Regions from separate parts of the Homo sapiens genome. Here region 1 is linked to region 2. Evidence: read pairs that join two places in POLR2A ChIA-PET (ENCODE). Cell type or tissue: PC-9. All regions are shown on one strand.

What was found. Peaks named below come from ENCODE experiments on the same cell type or tissue, not always from the same donor. Only the 100,000 strongest peaks of a DNase experiment are listed, where the experiment ranks them.
Region 1: POLR2A ChIA-PET joins it to region 2 with 6 read pairs; 2 of 35 experiments call an interaction of 5 or more read pairs at or near these places.

Annotation. Positions count from the first base shown.
Region 1 is chr21:36,908,674-36,911,173 of GRCh38, forward strand. All of the region lies in intron 5 of HLCS (holocarboxylase synthetase), which reads right to left. Among named protein-coding and RNA genes, the nearest start is that of HLCS-AS1, 57 kb to the right of the region's middle. RefSeq lists an enhancer at 866-2,065. In PC-9, no CTCF peak of the experiment used is centred here; a DNase peak (open chromatin) is centred at 1,428; H3K27ac peaks cover 1,918 bases.
Region 2 is chr21:36,508,845-36,511,344 of GRCh38, forward strand. It overlaps a transcript of CLDN14 not described here. Among named protein-coding and RNA genes, the nearest start is that of CLDN14, 30 kb to the left of the region's middle. In PC-9, no CTCF peak of the experiment used is centred here; DNase peaks (open chromatin) are centred at 1,337 and 1,667; H3K4me3 peaks cover 791 bases; H3K27ac peaks cover 1,917 bases.

The DNA of each region.
Region 1 (2,500 bases), 400 kb after region 2:
CAATGGAATACTACTCAGGAATAAAAAGTAATGGGCTACCCACACATGCAATAAGGACAAGTCTCAAAAACATAACACTGATCAAAAAAAAGAAGGGTATCCAGTACACTATATGATTCCACTTAGATGACGTTTCAGAAAAGGCCAATCTAATCATCTAGTGATAGACAGTATATCAGTGATCTCCTGAGGCTCCAGGCTTAGGGGTGGATGAGCGCATGAGAACTGATTAAGAAAAGTAACAAAGGCAGTGGCTCACGCCTGTAATCCTAGCACTTTGGGAGGCTGAGGCGGGCGGATCACAAGGTCAGGAGATCGAGACCATCCTGGCTAACACGGTGAAACTCCACCTCTACCAAAAAAAGACAAAAAATTAGCCGGGCGTGGTGGCAGGTGCCTGTAGTCCCAGCTACTGAGGGAGACTGAGGCAGCAGAATGGCATGAACCTCGGAAGCGGAGTTTGCAGTGAGCCTAGATCGCGCCACTGCACTCCAGCCTGGGCAACAGAGCGAGACTCCATCTCAAAAAAAAGAAAGGTAACAAAGGAATCTTTCGGAATACTGGAAATGTTCTGTGTCTTGATTGTAAAGGTAGTTACATGTAAAACATTTATCAAACTGTACACTAAAATGGGTGCATTTTCTTGAATATAAATCATAACTAAATAAAGTTGATTTTTTAAAAAAGCAAACAGCAACAAACCTATGCAACATTAAACAATACTAAGGCCCAGGAGACTCCATATTCACTAACGTCCAAATAACACCAATATCTCCACTTCTAAAGAGAGTGAATGCTTGAATCTGTATCTAGTGCAAATTCACAGAAGTGACTACTCTATGGTGGGTAAACATATTGCAGCATCTGCTACAGACAGAGTGCAATTAAGATCAGAAACCCATGTTATACTGTGTCTCGCCACTTTATTTATTGATTGGAGGCAGCGTCTTGCTTTGTTGCCCAGGCTGGAGTGCAATGACGTGATCATAGATCACTGTAACCTTGAACTCCTGGGCTCAAGCAATCCTCCCACCTCAGACTCCCAAAGTGCTGGGTTTACAGGTGTGGGCCACATCACTTTAGAGCGGTTCCACCCCTGTTACTTGTCTTATCTGCTAAATTTACCCAGCTAACAAGATTCAGTGTTGAATTCAAAATATTTCTTATGATCTCCATGTATGTTTTGGAGCTTCTTTTCCCAAGAAACACCAAATAATTGATCTTAACCCATAAAGGTTTTCTATCTCAGAGACACATTTGCCTCATTGCAAATAATAAGATTAGTTGTGCTTCAGTCATAACATCGTAAGTTGCTAGGCAGCCAGAAGTGAGTTAATCAGAAAATGAATCATCAAAGACATGGTACGCAATCTCCTTTTATGGGTGTCTCATTCTTAAAACACTTTCAAGGAAGCAGAAGCAAATATTTGTCTACTCGTATGGAATTTATATGACGCAATCCAATTCTTACTATTGGTATTTGACACGCAAAATACTCACACGCAATTTCATGTTCGCTTGGTGTCTTCACTCACAGGACAAAGCCAGATGGCACAGCAAATCTTTATAATCAAAAGATGGCACTCCTGGGCCGGGCGCAGTGGCTAATGCCTGTAATCCCGGCACTTTGGGAGGCTGAGGTGGGTGGATCACCTGAGGTCAGGAGTTTGAGACCAGCCTGGCCAACATGGTGAAACCCCATCTCTACTAAAAAATACAAAAATTAGCCAGGCGTGGTGATGGACACCTGTAGTCCCAGCTACGTGGGAGGCTGAGGCAAGAGAATCGCTTGAACTCCGGAGGTGGAGGGTGCAGTGAGCAGAGATCGCGCCACTGCACTCCAGCATGGGGGACAGGGCAAGACTCTGTATGGAAAAAAAAAAAAATGGCGCTCCTGAAATAGGACTATTTTTTTTTCCTGACTTCATCTAAGGCAGGGATTGATCATCTGACAACCCTTGGGGTGGGCGTTTATTCAGCGTGCCAGTACCAAGCAAAGCAAGGCTCCATGCAGGTTTGCGAAATGCCTGTCTGGGTGTCTGCGTGTGTGCACCTCCTCACCAGCCTGGTCCCTTATGCGGCAGCTTCTGTCTAGCCACACTGGTCCCCTGTGGTCTAACCAACCCCTGCCTGACCTGTCCAGGTTCCACGCTGCACGGCACTGCACCCTGGCATGAGTTCCCAAAACTGCTGCTTCCTGCTTCCCACCCTGTGTTCTGCCACTAGCCCCAAGCACCGGCACACAAAAGCGAACGGCTCTGAAGGGCTTCCACCTTCCAGTGGCTTACTTTGCTGAAACCAGTCCATTTTCACAAACATCCAGGCTGACCGTCACTTAGGGACACCCTCGGGCCAAAATGAATCTGGAGATGTGGTTTATTTAGCCCACATTTTGAACCAGCTGCAACACTTAAAAATTGAGATATTTCATATCAAATTTCCTGCCTCTTTTGAAGCAGCAGCAACTCTTTCCACACAGCAGTAATGGGCTACAGCCAAG
Region 2 (2,500 bases):
ATGCCTCGAGGGGCTGGCTTCAGGACATTGTCCTGTGGGTTGGTAGGCGTCCTTAATTGTGGGGCTTTTGTTTTGCTGAGAGGAGGCTGCAAGTTTGAGGCAAAAAATGAATTCTCTGGAGGTAAAGAAGCCGCTGAGGCTGCTCCCCGCTGGCCCTTTCTTCCTGCTGGGCCTTTCCTTTATTTATTTAGAGTACTCAGCCTTTCCTCTAGGTAAATATTGAAAGAATATATAAAAACCAATAGTTTAAACAGTGTCAAATTATTATCCTGTCTCCACCTGGCCCTGGGCATGGCTGCGGTGTGTATTGTGCTAGGTTCTGACTCTCTTTGGTTGAGCAGGAGGCGGCCCTAGCGCCACAGGTGGAGATGGCTGCCCACCTGCTGTGAAGGCACTTCCGGTGTCCGCCATCTTGGGAGCAGCTCAGACCGGAAACCACAGGCTGGAGAACGCAACTGGGAATGGAAAGCAGGAGTGGCTCTTTGTGTTGCTTTGGGCTGAATTAGGAGAAGGGTAGATGTTTGGAGGTGGTGTTGGCTGCAGGGAAGAAGGAGTTAGAATGGGATGAAAATTTTTGGCCCAGAGAAGGGGAGCAGTGGTTGTTGGCTGAGGCATTTATTGAAGGATTCCCATGGAGAAGATACATATGGTTGGGGGCAGAGTCCCTGTTGAGAGGGAGTGCTGCCAGTTCCATACAGAAATTCCTTCTCCCTGACAACCGCAGATGTCTTAGCAGCATTGCTTTTATTTTTTATTTATTTATTTATTTTTGAGACTGGGTCTCACTCTGTCACAGGCTGGAGTGCAGTGGCGCAATCTCTGCTCATTGCAACCTCCGCCTCCCGGCTTCAAGTGATTCTAATGCGTCAGCCTCCCGAGTAGCTGGGACTACAGGCACACGCCACCACACCCAGCTAATTTTTGTATTTTTAGTAGAGATGGGGTTTCACTGTGCTGACCAGGCTAGTCTCGAACTCCTGACCTCGTAATCCGCCCACCTCAGCCTCCCAAAGTACTGGGATTACAGACGTGAGCCACCCGCGCCTGGCCCAGCAGCATTGCTTTTAGACTGACAGCTTAGAAACCAAAAGTCTGTTTACTGGCCACCTACACAACCTGTCAATCCCTAAACAACCTGAAGGTTTAGTGCCCTACCATAGACACCCTGTAACCCATTAAGAGGTCCAGCCTTTGCTACAGCAAATGGTGTAAACTCCCACGGCCCAGTTATGTCCAGGGCTCAGTTGGGTTTTTGGCCTCTTTATCCTCAAATGGGGAAAGCATAGCTCTGGGCCAGTCAAGCGCTGAGCTGATCCAAGACATTCTTCCACCCGCCAGACTGGAAATACCGGAAAAGCGGTGGCAGCTGCCCTCAGAGGCAGTGTCAGTATTTTCTTTCCTTTTGGCCAGTTCCGTTTTGACTAGAAACTGGAATCATAATTATAATGCTACATGTTTACAGATTTTAAGTAATTGATCCCTTGGAGTCCTCTTTTGGGGGAAAAGCATTCTACCCACCTCATACATCAGGAAAACAAGAGGCCATATGGTTTGGCTGGGCTGGGTGGTCTCTGGTGTCAGTAGGAGAGTGGAGACTGCGGCTTCAACAGTTCTTGACTTCTTGGCTTGTGTCCAGATCTCTGGGCCTTGCAGCCCCTAGAAAGGTGACACATGAGAAACCGAAGTGGACCAGACCATAAACTCTCAGGAGCAGTTACCTCTAGAGAGGAGGGCAGGCCTCGTGGCCCTGCCTGTGCCTGTTTCTCTTGGAGGGACAGGTTGGAGAGGAGGAAAACCCCTTACTACAGGAGTGTTTCACCTACCTTTAATTACCAGTTAAAACAAAACATTCTGTAATGAAAATTCCCCTTGAAAGAAACTCCAAGTTGCTGTGAAGGTTTCATCTTTCCCTTTTGAATCCCAAGGTCTGCAGCCATGTAATCCAATGTTGGTCTGGAAAAATATCTGGCTACAGAAAAACCCACATGGGGTGTTGGGGACGCCAGTAAAGGGCAGGAGGTTGGATCTTGTACAGTAGCCCTTAGCAAAATCCTTCAGGTCAAGCCCTGGTCTACTTATTAAGAACCCTCTTAACCCTTTTAATAAGAGGTAGATATGTTTTCTTCTGATTCTACCTTCTCTATTGCCAGCAATGTTTGTCCTCAATAAATTAATGTGAGTTGGTGGTGGATGTAGAAAAGGGGAGAAGGGAAACCTAGTTCTCCGATGGTCATGGCTATTTCAAGATAAGGGAAGTGGCAGAAACACGGAGGGAGGCAGGCCGGGGAGCCTCCAACCCCAACAGGTGAAGACACACATAGAGGCATGCAAGTCAGCAAACAAATTCAGGCTGGGTTCCCAGAGGGAAATGTTTGTGTTTTTTTCTAAGTGAGCAGGTGTAGTTAAGCACACCCTTTTCACGGTGCGTTGAAGCAGATTTCCAGCCCTGTTTGGAAGCACAACGTTGCCATCTCAATGGGTTGTCCTTCTGAACCCATAA